Regions from separate parts of the Homo sapiens genome. Here regions 2 and 3 are each linked to region 1. The links are chromatin loops, found by intact Hi-C in ENCODE. Cell type or tissue: CD4-positive, alpha-beta T cell. All regions are shown on one strand. Links, peaks and the distances in the headings refer to the core of each region. The heading gives the core; the rest is flanking DNA.

Region 1 (6,611 bases), core at 728-5,727:
GTTGGCCTTACAGAGCAGAGGCCAGGGCCCACTGGACAGTGCACCAGACTCCGGGGAGCACACTGGGGTCTCCCTGGCCACCCCAGAGATTTCCCTCCCAACCCAAACACAGAAGCAGCCATGTCCACACATCTGGGCCCAGCGGGCCAGGCCAGGGCTGCAGGCTGCAATTTTGCTGGGACTCTGGGGACAGCCCAGGCCCGCACAGGGGACAGGACAATGACACCCGTAAGGCCCCAGGATGGCAGGTGCAGCCCCCCATGCCCTGTGGAGAGACAGTGGAGGATGGGGTCTTCTCTCCCGGGGGCACAGCACCCTGCAGGTGGGACAGCACTTCACAACAGGCCCCAGGTGACAGAGGAGACCACAAAGCAGAAGAAGGGGGCCCAGAGCAGAACAAAGCCCTGGCTGAGACCAGCCCGGGACCCCGGTGTGCTGAGTGCCAGCGCCAGCTAGGGAAGGGGGAGCCCCCAGCTGGCACTCAAGAGGAGTTTCCAGTGTCAAAGGCCAAGCTCAGGGGAGGCTGGAGATGGGTGGTCTGGGGCTCCCCTGAAGACCTGTCTGCCAGAAGAGACCAAGACACCCCCCTAGATGAGGAACCTAGAATCCACCAGGGACTAGTATCACCTGCAGCCCTCTCCACTAGGACCCCTGGCCTGCCCGTGACCAGGAGCCCCCTCCCCTCCACGAGTCCATGCCAGGACCATGGCCCCAGGGCCAGGCAGCATCAGCAGTCCAAGCCCACTCCAAGAATGAGGAGACCAGCTCAATCTTAATGCCCCTCCTGTCTCTGGCGTGTTTCCCCTAATGGGGCAGCAAGATGGGCCTTTAGCTCTGGCTGGCCCTCTCCAGGGGGCCCTCAAGGGTCTCCTGCTACCTTTTAAACTAGATACAGGCCACTGGGGCACAGAGTATGGCCAAGGCTGCAGCCTGTCCAGAGCAGAGGACAGGGCGGGTCCAGCCCCACCCCAGGACAGGCCCACAGGCGCCTGGCCTGAGCCAGAGAGAGGCTACAGCAATCCTATCCCTCGCCGAGACTCCAGAGAGCCCGGAGACGGTGCCCAGGACAGAAACCAGACTGGTACCCTGCCCCACCCTGCCCTGCCCCAGACAGGGCAGTCAGGGTCTCAGCTCACTCCAACCCCCACAGCCCTTAGAGAACTATATTTAGATTCAATGGGGATTATGCGGACTTCCCAGGAACTCTTTCATAAAGGCTGAAGGCCCGGCAGCGGGCTTCCTCTGGAGACCCCCACCCGCCCCCAGCCTTTGCAAACTTCCAGCATGCATTGTTCCTGGAACAATGGTCCCTGCTCCCTCCAAAGCCGGCAGGCCCACTGGCTGGAAATCCAGGAGAACCCCTCCCCTGCAAGCACCTGCCCCTGGGGCTGGAGCCTGGGGAACCCAGAGGGCCCCGACTCAATTCCCCATGGGCGGCCACTGCCTCAGTCTATCCCAGGAGGTATGGGACAACAGTTCTTATCCTTGAGGCTGGGAGAGGAGTAGGCAGGGACCCCCCAGCTGCTGTGGCCCACCCTTTCACCTGCCAGGCCCCCCGGCCCCAGGTATGTAATTTCCAGACACCTGGCTGGGGGCCCAGGTGCCCCAAGGGCCACAATGCACCAAATAACCTCTCCCTGCTGGTAGGGCTGGAGCTGTCCCGCCCTGGGTGGAGTCCCTGCCATCCGCTCTCTCCCCTCCTCCTCCCACACAAACCTGCGTTCCAGCTGTGGGACATCTGGGCTGGGGGAGGAACGCCAGCCCAGGCCCCTCCCATCCGAGGCAGCAGGGCCCCTCGGGCTGAGCTCCCTAGCTCACACATGGTGTTACAGACCGGGAAACTGAGGCCCGCAGAAGGGAAGTCCTGGCTGATAACTCTTTGTGGAAACAGCAGCAGGGAAGGAGTGGAACCCTGCTTCCCTCCAAGCCCCAAGTTCTACCCAAGTTCGGCGTGGCCCTGCTCGGAGGGGTCGGCCTAAGGAAGTGTCACTTACCCGGAGGGTGGTCCCGGGCCCGCTGACCAGCTTCCACGCCTGTCGCTTGAGCTCCACCAGCTTCGTGTGGCAGTGGCGGCACCAGCCGCCTCCGCCGGCCGAGTGGCCCTGCTCTGGGCCGGCCCCGGCGCCTTCGGGAGCAGGGCGGCTGCCGCATGGGTCCTGGTCGGGCCCGGCGGGTAGCCTCTTTCGGGGGGACACCTCCAGCAGCGGCGGCGGCTCGCGGGCCGGGCCGCCCTCGGCCACCTGCAGGGTGTGGGGGCGGAAGCGGACAGTGAGCCTGGGACGTCCGTCGGATCCAGACCCCTGCGCGCCCTGCCCCAGCGTGACGCTCTTGCCAAAGTTAGGAGCCCTGGGCACGACCCTGGCGCTCACCCACTCCCTCCATCCCCGGAGGTCCCGCCTGCGGGTCCGCTACCCTCAGCAGGAGGCCCGGCCCCCAGGGATCCAGCGCACACCGCGAGTATCTTCGCCGTCCCGGGCCCCCGCCGCCCGCCTCCCTCTCCAGGCCGGGCCGCGCGTACCGCGGGCTGCGCAGCGCACAGAGGGACGCCGCGGCCGACCATGGCCGGGGCGCGGGAAGAGCCCGGCAGGCGCTCCCGGCCACGCTGGCTCTCCGGGGGCGCCGCGGCTACGTGATCCGGCCCCGAGGCGCCCCCATGGCCCGGCCCAGCCGCTCGGAAGTTCGCAGAGCCTGCGAGTGTCGCGAGGAGCGCGGTGGCTCCGGTGGGCGCGCTCGGGAGGCGAGGGCGGGGCCGGGGAAGGGCGGGGCTCGGGCTCCCGGGGCGGGCGGCGAGGGGCGGGAGCCCAGAGAGTGCCCCGCCCTTGCCCAGTGCTGGGCGGCGCGTGGGGGGGGTAGGGTCCCCGCTTCCCCACGCGGCCCCGCGCACTCCAAGGACCCCAACCTGTTAGGTGAGTCCCTGCCCCGGGGAGGGGCGCTGGGGGCGGCGGCGAGGATCTAGTTGCGCGCGCGCATGCGCCTCCCGCCCCTCTCCCGGGACACCAGGGCTGCGCGTCTCCCAGGAGGCGCCGACGCCCCTCCCTCTACAGGCGGGAAAACTGAGGCTGCGGAGGGGACGCTCTTGCCCAAGGCCCACGGCGAGGTGGGCCGAGGAAGGGGCGGGACCCCGGCCCCGAGACTCCCAGGCGCCTTTCCAGCAAGCCCAGCGTACTCTGCGTGTCGCGGGCCACTTTAGGTCTAACTGTCGCGCGTGGGTTAGTGTCGCCGCGGTGTGCGCCTCGAGCCGGGCAGCGACCGCGCCGGCGTATCTGTGCCTCGGCGCGTCTGCGAACGGCACGTGTCTTTACAGCCGCGCGTGTGCCCGCAAGTGGGTGTGCGCGCCGTGCCGCCCGGGAAGCGGGAGGTCCTGCGGGCGTGCGCCGGACCTGTTGTCAGCAGGCCTGGCAGATGGGAACTCAGCTCCGGAATTAATTGCTTGTTTGTCTCCGGCTGGGAGGCCGCCCCCCCGCCCTTCCCTGGCGACCAGTTGCTCTGTGCCTAGCCGGGCCCCAAATGTCGCCGGCATCCGCGGCCGCAGGCAGCTCCGGGCCAGGCTCCGGGTCAGCCCCAAAGCCCGGGTCAAGCCAGGCGGGCGCGGCGGGCGGGCTCCCCGTGACGCGAGTGCCCCCTGCCGGCCGCTGCGCACACGGCTCCGAGACTGGGGAGACAGCGCCGCGCGTCCCAGGCCTGAGGCGCACTCGGAAACTCCGAAGGTCGTGACCCGGCGGAGACCAGGACACGCGGCTGCCGGCACATACGGTGAGGCCTTCGCAGAGACTCAGTACGTCAAAGTGACCCTTTCCGTTTTGCCCACCCCCTTTTACTTGGATAAGCCTCCCCGCCCACGCACGCACTCCCCAGAAAGTGGGGTGGGTGATCCCCTCCCGGCTTTCCGGGTCGTTGATGACCTTAGGGGTTCGAAAACGCAAGGGGGTATGGAATAAAGTGGCAGGGGCTCTCCACTCTTTCTGAGATCCGTAAGCCTGCAGTCGCTTTCCACCCAGCCTGGGGGGCCGGAAGCGCTTCCCCTACCCGTCTCTTCGCAGCCTGGAGAATGAAAACGGGCGTCAGCCCACATCTGGATCTGGGTACTGAGGACAACACCCAAACCCCACCCCGCACTGCCGGCAGACAGCACCGCCTCCCGCCGCTCCACTGCTCCGGGACACACACTCTCTATATCCCGTCCCCCCACCCACACACGCAACACAGAAGCACGCAGCGGTCGGGAGCACCGGTCCTGCGCCCCTGGCCAGCCACACCCGCAACTTCAGCGCTTCTACCGCCGCGGCGCTTCGGGAAGCACAAGCTCACATCCCATATCCGCAGAACACGGGGTGCACAAGGCTGGAGTCACCTCGGGGGCTCACGATCAGTCAGGGGCCCCGACCCCCTACTTCGCCCATCCTAGCAAGGCGCAAGGTGAGCCCGAGAATCCCTGCGCTGCGCTCTCCGCCCTAGCCACAGCCTCCGGGTGGGTCCGGTTGGGACACAGCCTTGAAGGCAGAGGGAGACTTGGACAACGCTAATGGGGGAAAGTGCGGCAGCGAGTCCCAGCCCGGGCTGCGGGACGCGGCTCCGGACCTGCCGTCTCCTTCCCGGCGCAGCACCCCCGGCCGCGCGAGCCGCGCGGCAAAGTAACGGGACGGCGCCTACGCCGCCCGCCCCCCTCCCGACAGCCCTCACCTTGCCTCGTCGCCGCAGGAGGTGGCTGGTGAAGCCCAGGATGATCTCCGAGTCCAGGCAGAGCGCCCCCATCTCCAGCAGGCTGGGAGCCTTGCGGGGCGCGCCGCGGGGCGGCTCGGGCGGCTGGGGCAGCGCCATGGAAGAGGGAAGCGCGGGGAGCGGCCCCTAGTGCCTCCCGCCACCGCCGCCCCGCCCGCGCGTTCACTGGCCGCGCGCCCGCCGCCGCCGCGCCCCGCACCGCGCAGGGCCGCCCGTCAAGCCCCCGGTCCTCCGCGCCCCGCGCCCCCGAGCCCTGCGCTCGCTCCGCGCCGCGCGCCCCCGCGCTCCGGCCCCGCCCGCCTGCGCCGACAGCGCCCCTTCCGCCCCGGCGGCGAGCCAGACACCAGCCACGCGGACTGGAGGTGTGGGGCGACGGCCCCGCGCGCCACTGGGCGGAGGTTGGAAGCCAGAATCGGGTCGCGGTCCGCGCCCACCTGCCTCGCTAGCCCCCAGACGTCGGTGTCTACTGCCGGGTATCCGGCAGGGAGAGGGCAGCGCGGCTGCTGTAAAACCCTTCCGACTGGGGCATAATCGCAGCCCCTTCCCCCTCCAATCTGTCCTGAGGACACGGCGCGTTGGGGTCCTGGCCCATGGAAACGCTCAGAGCCCAGTGACCTGTGCACTCCACCCCGCCCACGCTCCAGAGCCCCCGTTCAACCTTGGCCTATGGACCTCCAAGGCCCACCCCAACCGGACCACGGAGCGTGCGCAGCGGGACCCGCAGTCTGCGCCTCCACTCCAGGATCCCGATTGTGCCGCCACCCGTGGCCTTCCCTGCCCCGACCCCGACTCCCTGAGGGCTGGAAGATTCGGGCTGGCTGCCGGGCACGACGACTTTACTTTCAGGGTCCGAAGCTAGGGGCGGGGGTGGGCGCTCTGCCTGGGTGCAAACTCAAGCCCGGGTCCCGCGCTCCTCCTGTGGGCTGCCCCAGCCTCGCGCGCAAGTGGGTGAGATGCCTGGCTTGAGGGAGGAAGGGAGAGGATCAAGCAGGCAGAGAGGTTCGCCTAAATGCGCTAGGCCCACGCGGAAGGTCTTTGGGAGTTAAGGAAGTGTCAGGGACCCTGCCCAGGGGATATTAGGCGCCTTGAGCAGGACCTGGAAGGTGGACAGGCGAGGGAAGGAGAACGTTTTCAGCGGCGCCAGCGCGCACCTATGGCCTGGCTGGGGTGCTAAGGCTGGGCTAGACTTTCTGTGCTCTCTGCCCCCTGCACTCCTCTACTCTCCCCTGGGAAGGACCATGGCCACGCCCCACAACCCCACTGCTCCGGCGGCGCCGCAAGGCCGTCCTGCTCCCCCGGTCCTTCCCCTGACTCCCCCCAGTGGAGGCTGAAGGACGTTGTCTCAACCTGACTCCAACCCAGAGCCCAGCACTGCCATTTGTCTCCAACAGAATCACCATAAACGCTGGATTTGCTGACCACATGGCCGATCGTGACCACCTGCTCTGTACTCACCCAGGCTTCTGGTCAGGAGAGAGGCGGGGAAGAGCTGCCCCCTCCCTGCGTCCACCATCACTCCTGGCCTGGGATCAGGGCAAGTTATAAAGGGGGCCAGAGTCCCCCCTTTCTCTCTGTCCCTCTCCAGGAGGACACTCTGGGGACCACCCACCCTCCTCCCTCCCCCACAGGAAGGGGACTGGGGAAGACTGTCCTCTTCCCCCATCCTGTCTCATCCAAGACCCTGAGCCTGGGGCGGGGAGGGGGGGGCTCCCTTCAGCGGACCAAGGGCTTCTGGGAGGCCACCCGCCATGTCAGTGGATTGATTAAAGTCATTGTGGGGATTTTTTTTAACATTTAATTTACCAGGCACGCGGCGGCTGGTCAGAGCTGTCCCCAGGGAAATCTAGACCAAGGGAGCAAAACAGAAAAAAACCTCCTACCATTCAGCAGGG
Region 2 (6,611 bases), core at 728-5,727, 60 kb after region 1:
GGGCCGCAGGAATGCCACACGTACTCCTGTCTGTCCTCAGCCACTAACTGGGGCAGGCCTTGGTCCAGGGTGGTCACCTCCACCCTGAGGCTGGGGGGCCTCAGGTCACAAGCTCTGCTCTCCCAGTCCCCAGCTCCACACAAACAAGCCAAGACTCCTGGAGGCAAGGCGCAGTGCTGAGGCCACTGGCGAGGTACACGGTGCCCCCCTGGGTTCTGGCCGTGGCAGCAGGCCTGGGCAGGGAGGCCCTGGGAGCCCACCTTCTTCAGCCGCTCAGGCGTCGTCTGTTGCCCTACACTGTGAGTCTTCATGGTACTGCCTATGGGCCAGGCGCTGTTGCAGCCACCCTGCAAATCCAGGCACATTTCACCCCTGTGACCACACCGAGGCAGAGGATAACTGTCCTATTTGGCGAGTGAGGGGCCTGAGGCACACAGTGCGTCCCACGGCAGGCAAGCGCTGGCACTGGGCTTGTGGACACCACAGGAGTTCCTGACACTGTGTTGAAGCAGGCTGGCCCGGCCTGGGCCAGTGTGCTGGAGGGGAACAGAGGTGTGTGGGGACCCCAGAGAGAGGAAGCCTAAGAAACTTTCCGACAGGGAAAGGAGTCTTGGGGCCTGGGCAGGGAACTGCAGAGAGCTGGGGCATCTTCGGCAGAAGGTTGGACCCCAGGGGAGTGTGGGAAAGCACTGAAGGGTCACTCTATGAGCTATGATCGCACCACTGCACTCCAGCCTGGTAATAGACCGAGCCCGTCTCATAAATAAATAAGGGCAAAGGACTTGAACAGACATTTCTCCAAAGATGATATACACTTGGCCAAGAAGCATACGAGAAATGCTCAACATCACTAATTATCAGGGACATGCAAAGCAAAGCCACGTGGTGTCCCCACTCACCCTTTGGGATGGCTACTATCAAAAAAAAAAAAAAAACAGAAAATAAGTGTTTGCAAGGATGTGGAGACATTGGAATTCTGGTGCACTGCTGGTGGGGTTATAAAATGATACAGCCACTATGGGAAACAGTAGAGGCTTCTCAATAAATTAAAATTAGAACTACCATAGCGTCCAGCAATTCCATTTGAGAACAGAGACCAAAGATTGGAAAGGAAGGTCTCAAAAAGATGTTTTCACACCCACGTTCATAACAGTACTGCTCACAAAAGCCAAGAGGTGGAAGCAACCTGTGTGCATCCACAGATGAGTGGATAAGCAAAGTGGTATCTCCATAGAAAAGGAAGGAAATCGGCCAGGCGTGGTGGCTCACGCCTGTAATACCAGCACTTTGGGAGGCCGAGGCAGGCGGATCACGAGGTCAGGAGATCGAGACCATCCTGGCTAACAAAGTGAAACCCCATCTCTACTAAAAATACAAAAAAATTAGCCGGGCGTGGTGACGGACGCCTGTAGTCCTAGCTACTCAGGAGGCTGAGGCAGGAGAATGTCGTGAACCCGGGAGGCAGAGCTTGCAGTGAGCAGCGATCGCACCACTGCACTCCAGCCTGGGCGACAGAGCAAGACTCTGTCTCAGGAAAAAAAAAAAAAAAGAAAAGGAAGGAAATCCTGCCACAGGCTACAACATAGGGTATGCTAAGTGAAATAAGCCAATCACAGAAAGACAAATACAGATGTTTGCAATGGGATTATGTTCTAATAAACCCATCATAAGTCAAAAAATCATTTAGTTCAAACTTCGTAAATCAGAGACCTTCTATCAATAGGATCCCACTTATATGGGGTACTAGATGCTGAGGTCTGAATGTATCCCCCAAAACTCACTTGTTGGAAACTTAATCCCCAATGCAACTGTGTTTGGAAGTGGGGCCTTTTAGGAGATGTTTAGGTCATGAGGGTGTGCCCTCGTGAATGAGTTAATGCCACTATAAAACGACCTAACTGAGGGAGTTTGGTCTTTTTTACCCGTCTGCCACATGAGAACACAGACTTCAAGGTGCCATCTTGCAAGCAGAAGCCCAGATCCTCACCAGACGCCAGATGCCAGCTCCTTGATCTTGGACTTCCCAGCCTCCAGAACTGTGAGAAATAAATCTGTCGTTTATAAATTACCCAGTCTCAGGTATTCTGTTACAGCAGCACAAAACAGACTGACTCTATGAGGAGCCAAACATATAGAAACAGAAGTGGAATGATGGTTGCCAGGGCTGAGAAGAGGAGGGACTGAGAAGTTGCTTCATAGGTGCAGAGTTTCAGATGTGCAAGATGAAAAAGTTCCAGGATCCCTTTCACAACAATGTGAATATACTTAACGGTGCACGACTGAACGGTGCACTTAAAAATAGTTAAGATGGTACATTTTTATGTTTTCTACCACAATAAAAAAAGTGAGCAGGCAAGGATAGACTAGAAGAAAATGTTCACAAGACATATACCAGACAAAGGATTTGCATTCTCACAAAAGAACTCCTACAACTCAATAAAAATACAAACAACTCCCCCCAAACGGGGCACAAGATTTAAGCAGATACTTCACAAAGGAAGATATGGGCAAATTTTAACACAAAAAATTAGGGGACCAGGTGTGGTGGCTCATGCCTGTAAACTTAGCACCAGGAGGCCAAGGCAGAGAAAATTTTTCTCTACAAAAATTAAAAACTAGCTGGGTGTGGTGGTGCACACCTGTGGTCCCAGCTACTCAGGGGGCTGAGGCAGGAGGATCGCTTGAACCCAGGAAGTGAATCACACCACTGGACTCCAGCCTGGGCGACAGAGCAAGACCCTGTCGCTAAAAAAATAAAAATAAATGTTCAGTTAAAGGGAATTAACTACTGAGAAGGGCAGAAACATGTCTAAAGAACATAGGAAGAGAAGATGTGCAGCAGCCTCTAGGATCAAGGACAACACCCATGGGAGGAAGAAACTTGGAACAGCCCTGCTCCCACACCCAGAATGAGACTCAGACCTCTTCGGAGAGAGAGTGGCTGAGGCCACGGAATGGCCAGAGGTGCAAAGGCTGGGCCTGGAGGCAGGAAACTGCTTATTGCTGAGAGGTGCTGGGAGGCCACCTGCTGGCAAGCAGCACCAGAAACAGGAAGAGTAGTTCCGCTCCTCCTGCAGTGTCCCTCCAGTGCCCTCTGCCGGCAACGCCTAACATTGCATCAGCTGGGAAAGAAGAAATGTTTACAGTCTAGCTCCAGGACGCCAGACGAAAGAAGGATGGATTGAGGGCTGAGAGAGAAAAGCTCCAACTAGCACGGAATGTAAGTATTACAACCGCTTTAGAAAATTTGGTAGTTTCTTACAAGATTAAACGACCACCTGCTCAATGACCCAGTAATCCCACAACTCCTCGGTATTTACCCAAGAGAAACAAAAATCTATCTACAGACTTGTTCACAGAAATTTTATTCATAATAGGTAAAAAGTGAAAACAATCCAATGCCCATCAGTAGACGAACAAAGAATAAAGTGTGTGTGTGTGTGTGTGTGTGTGTGTGTGTGTGTGTGTGTGCGTGGTTTGAGATGGAGTCTTGCTCTGTCGCCCAGGCTGCAGTGCAGTGGCACAATCTCAGCTCATTGCAACCTCTGCCTCCTGGGTTCAAGCAGTTCTCCTACCTCAGCCTCCGGAGTAGCTGTGATTACAGGGGCCGATCACCACCACGTCTGGCTAATTTTTGTATTTTTAGGAGAGACGAGGTTTCACCATGTTGGCCAGGCTGGTCTCGAACTCCTGCCCTCAGGTGACCCACTCACCTTAGCTTCCCAAAGTGCTGGGATTACAGGCATAAGCCACCATGCCCAGCCAAGAAACTGGTATATTTATACAATAGAAAACAAAAGAACAAATTATTGACTTAAACGTGTATCTTGGTCTGTTTTGTGCTGCTATAACATAAATAAACCTCAAACAAACATTATATTGAGCAAAAGCAGCCTGATACAAAACATTACATACTGTAGGATTCCATTTACATGAACTTTTACAACAATCAAAACTAATCTATAGGCTGGTCACGGTGGCTCACGCCTGTAATCCCAGCATTTTTGGGGGCCAAGGCAGGCAGATCACTTGGGGTCAGGAGTTTGAGACCAGCCTGACCAACATGGTGAAACCTTGTCTCTACTAAAAATACAAAAATTAGCCAGGCATGGTGGCATGAGCCTGTAGCCCCAGCTACTTGGGAGGCTGAAGCTGGAGAATTGCTTGAACCTGGGAGGCGGAGGCTGCAGTGAGCCGAGATCACGCCACTGCACTCCAGTCTGGGTAACAGAACAAGACACTGTCTCAAAACAAAACAAATCTATAGTGAAAGTAATCAGAAGGGCGGTTGTATCTATGGGAACTTCCTGTGGTGATGGAAATACTGTTATCCTAGCAGCGGTGTGGTCACATGGGTGTATCAATTCATCAATGCTATATCTGCACTATAATTCAGATCTGTACATTTCTCTGCAAATTATGCCTCAAACAATTTTAAAGGGGAAACAAGAATCTCTAATCTACAGCTATGTGAAAAAAGGAGGAGGGAACACAGACTATCAATGCTGAAGTTCTATTTCTTACCCTAAACTATCCTTTAGTCTTATACCATCCCAAATCAAAAGTTGTTACAATGAACCTAAATGAGCAGTAACAACAAAACTCTTAATCTAACAGTTCTCCAAACTCTTTTTCTTGTAAGCAAACTCTGAGAATGTTATTAGAACTTGTTTATTTCTCCATTGGTTCATATTACTCAGGCTTACATGTGTAGCTAGGATGGGCAAATGTAAGCATACTTTCTCTTTTTCATTTTTTTGAGACAAGGTCTCACTCTGTCACCCAGGTTGGAGTGCAGTGGCACGATCATAGCTCACTGCAGCCTCAAACTCCTGGGCTCAAGCAATCCTCCCACCTCAGCCTCCCAAGTAGCTGGGACTACAGGCACACACCACCACACCTGGCGATTTTATTTTTCTGCAGATGGGGGTCTCACTGTATTGCCCAGACTGGTCTCAAACTCCCAGGCTCAAGCCATCCTCCTGCCTTGGCCTCCCAAAGTGCTGGGATTACAGGCATGAACCACCATGCCCAGTGTCTTTTTAAACTTTTGTTTGATAGATTTAGGGGGTACAGATGCAGTCTTGTTACATGGATATGTTGCCTAGTAAAGTCTGGACTTTTAATGTAACTGTCACTCTAATAAAAGTATACATTCTACCCAATAGGTAATTTCTCATCCCTCACCCCCATCCCACCCTTCCACCTTTTCCAAATTCTTTCTAAATATGCCTCACAAAGTTGGAAGAAGCTATGCTTTCTTAACTTGCCATTATTTCTCATCGATGTTTCCAATTGTTGGGGGTTTTCTTCAGTTCTCAGGTATTTGCTTCTATTGATAGTTTGCGAGCTAGTATTTAGAGAAACTTCACCTTTTGCCTACAAAGTCAAAAGCTGCAGGAGAAACTTCACCTTTTGCCTACAAAGTCAAAAGCTGCAGAGGCAAAACCTGCAGTTCTGAGAGAAACGGGCTAGATGGCAGTGCTGTTCTCAGTGACATTTCTCAATTTACGAGGGGAAAAAACATCCCCTAGTCTTGAACGGGTTTACTAAAGCCCACGTATAAGGATCTCATTATAAAATACAATTTAAGCAGAAAATATTATGTAAGTGATTCTATGCCCCTTTCTAATTACAGATCTTCAGAAACACAGTCTAACCTGAGAGACTCCCCTAAAGTCTTTGCCAGTCAGATTTCCGCATTATACTACTGCCATGTGCCACATCATGACATTCTGGTCAACAGACCACCTAGAGGACAGTGGTTCCATAAGATGATACTATATTTTTCTTGTACTTTTCCATGTTTAGATACTTACCAATGTGTTACAATTGCCTACAGTAGGCCGGGCACGGTGGCTCACACCTGTAATCCCAGCACTTTGGGAGGCCAAGGCGGGTGGATCATGAGGTCAGGAGATCAAGATCATCCTGGCTAACATGGTGAAGCCCCGTCTCTACTAAAAATATAAAAAATTAGCCTTGCATGGTGGTGGGCACCTGTAGTCTCAGTTACTCAGGAGGCTGAGGCAGGAGAACGGCGTGAACCCAGGAGGCAGATCTTGCAGTGAGCCAAGATTGCACCACTGCACTCCAGCCTGGGCGAAAGTGCGAGACTCCCTCTCAAAAACAAACAAACAAACAAACAAAATTGCCTCCAGTATTCGGTAGTCACATGCTGCAGAGGTTCTTAGTAGAGGAATAGGCTCCACCAGATAGCCTAGGTGTGTCATACGCTGTACCATCTAGGTTTGTCTAAGTGTACTCCATGACGTTCACACAACAAAATCGCCTAATGGCACAGTTCTCAGAACGTATCCCTGTCAAGTGACACACGACTGCACTTCTCTGAGGTTATAATGGCATCTTTCTCTTGCTTAAAAAGCCTTTTCAAATGAATGTACTAAGATCTTCCAAATACAAAAGTGAATCCAGAGAATAATCAAGAACCTGCCTAAAGGCCGTAGTACTTCCTCGCCCCAGTATTTCATTACAGCATTTGCTACTGTGCCCTAGTTTCTCAGTGAGTCTTAACGTGGCATCAGGAACTGGGTCATGTACATCTTCTGTCTTCCTTAGAGTGGTTACTTTATGGTGGAGAGAGAAGATGC
Region 3 (6,464 bases), core at 1,116-6,115, 570 kb before region 1:
GCGCGGAGGAAAAGGTCCCGGAAAGCCTTCATGGTGCTGAACGTGTCCTCCAGGGACAGCTGCTGGGCGTCCTCACACAGGTAGTCGGCCAGCTCCCGTTGCTTCTGCTCGATGGCCTCAAACAGCTCATCCAGTGCCCGGAAGGCCGAGATGCTGGCCTGGGGGCAAGGGCACGTGACAGTCCCGTGAGAGCCCCGCGCGGGCACCACCCGGGGTGAGGCCCTGAGTTGCGGGAGGGTGACGGCCACAGGGACAGGCCCTGAGGACGGTGGTCTCTGACAAGGAGCAGGGGCCTGTGCCCTGACCATGCACACCTGGGGAAACTCGGGCCCCAGGATCCACCCTGGAGCCAGGAGACAGCACAGCCACTCGCCCAGCTCACTCTATCAGGGCAGCCTCTCCCGCCAGCCCCAGGCCCAGGTGCCCACTTGCCTGGAGGCGCTCGGTGTACTGCTCCTGGACCTCGGCCACGGAGGCAGACACCTTCCGCTCGGTCTCCAGAAGCTTCTTCAGGTTGGAGCTGGCCTCTGAGCGGATGATCTCCAGGTTGATCCTGAAAGGTGAGGAGGGCCGGGCAGAGACAGCAACGGCTGACGTCAGCCTCGCTGGGACAGGGGAGCCCCTCCCCTGCACCCCCCGGCACCCCACTGTGCACCCTGCAGGCTGTACTCTGAGGCTGCACGTGCAGTGTTGGGGTTGAGTGCCTGTTCCAGCTGACCCTCAGCCCCCTGTGAGCATCTGGGCGGGGACCCTAACGGTCAGCCTGTCCTGCTTGCCTAGTTCTCCCCAAGGCTGAGCAGCTCCTGAGCCAGAGAACCTTCCAGGGCAGGTGGAGCCCGGGAAGAACTCCGTGCTAGGGGCCCGGACTGTGTAGTGGGGTGGCCCAGGCTGCCCTCCTGCCTGGGTTGTGTGACCCAGGAGGTGACACTGCTTTCCTGGGCCTCCGTTTCCTCATCTATACAATGAGGGAGGCCCGAGCCTGCTCACGGCTGTCGTGAAGGTCCACCTTGTGAAGGGGCTGTATTAGACCTGCCCGTGGTGTGACCCTGACCTGGCCAGCCCTTGCCCACTCTAGGCCTGTTTCCTCGCTTAAGTCAGAAGGGGATAGGCCACGGCAGACCCGGTCCTGTCCCAAAAGGGAAGTGTTCTATTGGGCAGGGCTCCGTGGCGCCGGGGCTGCGCTGCAGCTGTGAGACCCAGCCCTGGCGGGCAGCCACCTCACTGCCTGGGGACAGAAGTCAGGCCCCCACCTGGCTGAGGTGGGCGGGCTGGCAGGAGCTACCTACCCTGCTGCTTGCGAGGGCTGTTCCAGGTCCCGGGGCAGCTGCAGGAGGTCGGGGTGGCTCTTTTCCGCTTCCTGCAATGGGACACGTCCAGTGAGATCCACTGTGGTCATACTCTCCACCTGGGGATGACCCTGTTCCCACTCCCCCAGCTCTAACCCTTAGCAATTAAGGTCCAGAAAACCCCCAGTACTCCAGACCCTCAAATCTTTCCCTTGGGCCTGGCTATGACTTTGTGATGTTTCTGCTTTTCCTAGGGACTGTCCCCCAGATCAGGGACAGGTATCCTGGGGAGGGACAAGGCTCGTGCAGGGGAGCCAGTGCTGCAGGAAGGAAGGGGTGCTGGGAGGGGTGGGGGCGTGGCTCTGACTGAGGCTGCTGGCTCTAGACGGAGCCCTGAGACAGGGAGACCGGCGGCCTGAGTGGTGGGCATGGGGGTATGGCCTCTACGCCTCTACACCCCAGGTCCGGGGGGACTTGAAGCCCTCCCATTATGCCCCCGCCACCACGGCCCACCTCCAGCACGTGGTGCAGCAGCGTCACGCGGTTCTGCTGGGACTTGGTCTCCGTGAGCTTCAGCAATGTGCTGATCTTGAAGCCGTCGGCGTCACCGGTGTGGCTGCCCTGGGAGGGGCAGGGAGTGAGTCTCACCAGCCCCTGGCACCAGGTGGGATGGGGAGCTGCCCCTGACTTACGTAGTTGAGGAAGTTCCCAATTCTCAGGATCAGCTGGCAGAAGATGGGCAGCTGGCGGCTGGTGAGCAGGCCTGCAGGGGCAGCCAGGGCTGGAGAGGGGCTCTTGGTTCGGAGCCCCCAGATGCCCTGGCGGTGGGGTGTGGTCCTGCTTGCCAGTGCCCCTGCACTCCCTGGCTCCTCCCCAGGCTCAGCCCAGCACCGGAAGGATCACAGGACAGGGCCTGGGGGCTGCAAACCCTCCACCGACGGGAGTGGACACCTACAGTGTGCCTGACAGACGTGAGCTGTGCCTCACTGGTCCGTACCTGTCCCTCTCCCTGCCCAGTGGCTGTGGCAGGTCCCCATGGATTCCCCTTTCAGAGATGGTGCCCGTGTGTGTGCACTTATGTCTGTACATGTATGTGAGGGTGTGTGTGTTGGGGGGGTGTGTACGTGTGTCTGTGTGTCCTGTGTGCATGTGTGTGACTGTGCTTGTGGGCTTGTGTGTGTGCACGTGCCCGAGTGGCGGTGTGCATGCGTGTGTGCACGTGCCTGAGTGGCGGTGTGCTTGTGTGTGCGCGTGCCGGAGAGTGGCAGTGTGCTTGTGTGTGTGCACGTGCCCGAGTGGCGGTGGGCATGCGTGTGTCTGTGCGTCCAGTAGGTGTGTGCACCGAGGTGGTGGCAGCAGGGTGGTTTCCGGAGTGGTGGTGAAGGCTGGCACCCTTAGGTGCTCTTAGCAGCCATTATGATACTGGCAGTAGCAGGGGCCCCGAGCAGCCCTCCCGCCCCGGTTCGGAGGCCTGTCCCTCCTGCACACGTGCCCCGCTTGGCCCCACTCACTTTCGCAGGCAGCCAGCACCAGCTGGGCCTTGGGCCGCACCATGTCCAGCACGGCGGCCGCGCCCTCACACAGCAGCATGCACTCGATTCGCAGCTGGTAGCTGGGGATGGCACAGACAGGGATCAGTGGCCTGCACCCCCCACCTGTCCCTGCCAGAGGGGCACTCAGCACAGGGCTCTGGCTTGGGTGGTGGGCAAAGGGAGGGGGTTTCCACCGCCTGCCCCATCCAACAGGCACCCTCCCGGGCCTGCGCAGAGCAGGATCCAATTCCTCCAGAGGCCTCCAGCCCCACACTTTGAGGGGAAGGACTGGGGGTGGGGCTCGAGTGATGTTTAGAAGCCCAACCGCTGCAATGCTGCTCCTGGAGCCCGGGGCAGCCATTGGCACAGCCTCTTCTCCTCCCTGGCTGGGCCCTGCTCCCTATTCCTGCTCTCCTCCCACCTGGGGCCCAGGCCCTGGGGTCTGAGGGCGGCCATGCTCACCAGGGAATGGCCAGCAGGAGGAGGTAGAAGTGGTCGGCGCTGGCCAGCTTGGCTCGCTCCTCTGTGAATGCCCGCAGGTTTTCAATCTGCCAGGAGGAGAACGGCATGTGGGATCCCCCCATGCCAGCTTCCCGCCCTCCCGGACTGCCCGCCGGGCTCAGCCCCTCCAGTGCCCATCATGGCTCCCTGTGGCTCACGGTTCAGGGCAGAGGTAGGGCTGGGATGCCTCCCTTCTCTGTCTCCCTGCTGGGAGCCCCCGGGACAGCCTCTCCCTTGGTTGGTGGCACTAACTGGGGGTGGGGTGTGGGGGTGGTCCTCTTACCTCGTGCTTCTCGGGAAGGAGCTTAAGGAGTTGTTTGAGAACCTCCACATCAAACTTGGTGGTATCTCCAGCCCGGATCATAGCAGCGACCTCCTCGTTGGAGCTGGAGCAGGGAGAGGACCGGGCAGGGGTGAGTGAATCATGAGTCACCCCCACCCAGCCTCTTTGGGACCCCACCTGGCAGGGTTTCCCCACGTAGTCATGGGGTGGCCAGGGCAGGGGGGACACAGAACAGTCGAGTTGTTGCCCACGGTCACGCGGTGAAGGGGACCCAGGCTGACTCCCACCCTCGCTACCCTCCATGGGCCCTGCTCAGGAGATGCAGGATGGGTCGGGTCCAGCCAGCTCCCTCGGGCCAGTGCTGGACACCCGCAGCAGGAAAGGACTCGGGGGCTGAGAGTCAGGGCCCACTGGTTTAGCCACTACTTGTCTGTGGCCTTGTGGGGGGAGGTCCCAGCGCTCTGTCCCTGGGAGCCTGGACAGCCCCTAGCTGGGGCAGCATGGGGCTATTACCCGCCTACAATCCTGCCTAGGGGATGCAGTGTGCACTTCCCATGGCGGCCTGCAGAGGGCACTGCTGGGCCCAAGTCAGAAGGCTCAGGTGGAGGCGAGGCTCCGTGGCCTGGGATGGGGGCTACCTCCCTCACTCACCACTTAAATTGCTTCAGGAAGATGTTGAGGTTCAGGCTCTTCTTGGCATCGAGGAAAGTGATCTAGAAAACCCCCCACCCAACAGGCTGGTACCGGAGGGTGGCCAGGCAGGCGGCCCCGGTCTGAGTCCCCTCCCCGTCCCCACCTCCTTGGGCTCCTTCCTGGCCCGGGGGGCCACCATGGTGGGCTCCTTGGGCTTGGCTGCAGGGAAGGAGAATAGTCGCTCGATGCTGGAGAAGTCGGGCTCCACAGCCTCGGCGTCGGGGCTGCTCAGGGACGCCCACATAGAGTTGTGCTCTGTCGGGTGGGGACACGGCCAGTGAGGCTCTCGCAGCCCCGGGGCCTGGCGATCCAGCAGGCAGGGGCTGGAGCCTCCCAGAGGGTCTAAAGGATGTCCTGCCTGGGGCCCAGTAGGTCCAGGTCCAGCGTACAGCAGGCACCCTACCTCCCTACCTGAGCACCTGTAGCAGGGCCCCAGGGCACCATGGCACCCCAGATGCACTGGCTCACGGGAGCATGTGGAGGGGGGTCCTCAGAGGTAGCCCCTGCCCTGCTCCTCCCCCGTCCCCACCTCAACCACAGGCGCCGAGCCCAGAGCAAGGGCCAGGCTGCCCTGGCCACGCACGGGCAGGACGCGCACACAAGTTCCATGTGCCACCTGCCCCTCTCCCCAGCAGAGACCAGCCCCCGTCCTAGGGGAAGCTTCCCTTGGGGGTCTGGGGACCCTCACCACGTGCCACGTTGGATGGCAGCTTCTGCCAGTTCAGCTTCTTCATGCGCAGTGTGGGTGGGTTCACCCGCCGATGGCTGGGGACCCATGCTGAGCCCAAGCCATGGTCCACCTGGGCCACGATGACCTCCTCCATGCCTCCCGCCACGGGGGGGCTGCAGGTGCAGGGCAGTAGTGGAGGTGGGGGTGGAGGAGGGCCCCAGCCCATACCAGGCAGCAGGGGTGGGGGTGGGGGCGGGCATCCCAAGCCCGGGAGTGGTGGAGGTGGTGGGGGCAGGAACTCACAGGAGCCTGGCAGGGGTGGTGGTAGAGGAGGTGCTGGGGGGGCCATGGCCCCCAGGCCTGGCAGGGGTGGGGGCGGGGGTGCTGTTGGGAGGGCCTTAGCCCCCACACTGGGCAGGGGGGGTGGTGGGGGAGGGGGAGGGGGCTCGGCACTGGAACCAGGGAGCAGGGGTGGGGGTGGGGGTGGGGGTGGGGTGGACGCCTGCTGCTCCAGGGCTCTGGGCTGCGAAACTTTCAGGATGCTCTCACTCTGGGCGTGGTCCACGGGCTCGCAGGCAGCAGCTGCTGCTGGCTGCTGGCCCTCCACGCTGGGCTTGGGGGTTGTAGTGTTTTGCGGGGAGCTGCCCCTCTGGCTCTGGTCTAGGTTGGCCTGGACGCTTTTATGGGCCTTGACCAGGGGGCTCGGTCTGGGTCGCCCCTTGACAGACAGGAGCCGCTCAACCACTTCCTCCAGGGTGCATTCCTGGGCTGCAGTAGGGGATGTCCAGGGTCAAGGGAGAAGGGAGCCGGAGAGGGAGGGATGGGGGCTTGAGGAAGAGGCAGGAAAAAGCGGCCACCTCCCCTGGGCAGAGGATGGGTTGGGGCCAAGGGCAGGCTCCCCCCCCCATGGTCTAAGACCTCAGTGTCTGCCCACCAGGCTGTGCCTACGCCCCTGCCCCGCCCCCTCACCATCGCTGGCCAGGAGCACGGCCCGGTTCACGAGGCTCTCCAGGGCCTCCCAGAGCAGCTGGCTGGAGCGGAGGGTGGGCTCCAGGTGCAGGAGGCCCTGCAGCACCGACAGGAGCTGGGCAGACACCGGGGAGCAGCTCACCTGGACGGGCGAGTGTGGGGTGCAGGTCAGCAGCCGGCCCCTCCCTGGTGGACTAAGGACTGTGGCCTGTCTGCCAGGGTGTCCAGCCCCATCACCCCCTCTATTCCCACGGATCCCTAGAGATGAGAGTTTCAGCGACTGTGGTACTGGTGACATGTGGGACTGTCCTGTGCATTATGGGATGTTAAACAGAACCACTGGTCTCTACCTACTCAATGCCAACAGCACCCCCTGCCCAGCCGTGGCAGCCAAAAATGTCTTCAGATGTTGCCAGATGCCACCTGGGGACACAACTGCCCCCAGATGAGAGCTGCAAGGTTCAGGGAATGAGGGGAAGGCCTGAGCTTGACGAGAATTCAGCCTCTTAGCCCCTCACCAAGCCCTGAGG

Evidence for each region. Hi-C counts contacts between places; a loop is a spot of excess contacts. Peaks named below come from ENCODE experiments on the same cell type or tissue, not always from the same donor. Only the 100,000 strongest peaks of a DNase experiment are listed, where the experiment ranks them.
Region 2: it touches region 1 in a loop (2.7-fold over the local background); 69 of 110 quality-filtered maps call a loop at or near these places.
Region 3: it touches region 1 in a loop (8-fold over the local background); 4 of 110 quality-filtered maps call a loop at or near these places.

The regions. Positions count from the first base shown.
Region 1 is chr14:104,134,672-104,141,282 of GRCh38, reverse strand. It overlaps KIF26A (kinesin family member 26A), which reads right to left and starts at 2,696. Exons shown (of 15, transcript NM_015656.2): 1 at 2,519-2,696; 2 at 1,995-2,240. The coding sequence starts at 2,560. KIF26A-DT (KIF26A divergent transcript) reads left to right here and starts at 2,654. Exons shown (of 3, transcript NR_158217.1): 1 at 2,654-3,753; 2 at 4,041-4,416; 3 at 6,111-6,500. RefSeq lists a silencer at 3,528-3,697 and enhancers at 3,394-4,105, 4,106-4,817, 5,104-5,677, 6,286-6,611. In CD4-positive, alpha-beta T cell, for the core only: CTCF peaks have their summits at 3,431 and 3,640 (motif pointing left); DNase peaks (open chromatin) are centred at 2,902, 3,412 and 3,632; H3K4me3 peaks cover 676 bases; H3K27me3 peaks cover 3,234 bases.
Region 2 is chr14:104,074,607-104,081,217 of GRCh38, reverse strand. It overlaps LOC124903408, which reads right to left and starts at 365. Exons shown (of 2, transcript XM_047432050.1): 1 at 1-365. The coding sequence starts at 365. In CD4-positive, alpha-beta T cell, for the core only: CTCF peaks have their summits at 2,878, 3,086 (motif pointing left), 4,953 and 5,374; a DNase peak (open chromatin) is centred at 3,057; H3K27ac peaks cover 278 bases.
Region 3 is chr14:104,706,522-104,712,985 of GRCh38, reverse strand. INF2 (inverted formin 2) reads right to left here. Exons shown (of 23, transcript NM_022489.4): 7 at 5,935-6,076; 8 at 4,984-5,733; 9 at 4,399-4,550; 10 at 4,254-4,315; 11 at 3,603-3,705; 12 at 3,281-3,366; 13 at 2,798-2,898; 14 at 1,979-2,049; 15 at 1,800-1,907; 16 at 1,287-1,357; 17 at 433-553; 18 at 1-158. Among named protein-coding and RNA genes, the nearest start is that of ADSS1, 14 kb to the left of the region's middle. RefSeq lists a silencer at 4,109-4,258 and an enhancer at 5,944-6,464. In CD4-positive, alpha-beta T cell, for the core only: CTCF peaks have their summits at 3,949 and 4,149 (motif pointing right); a DNase peak (open chromatin) is centred at 4,185.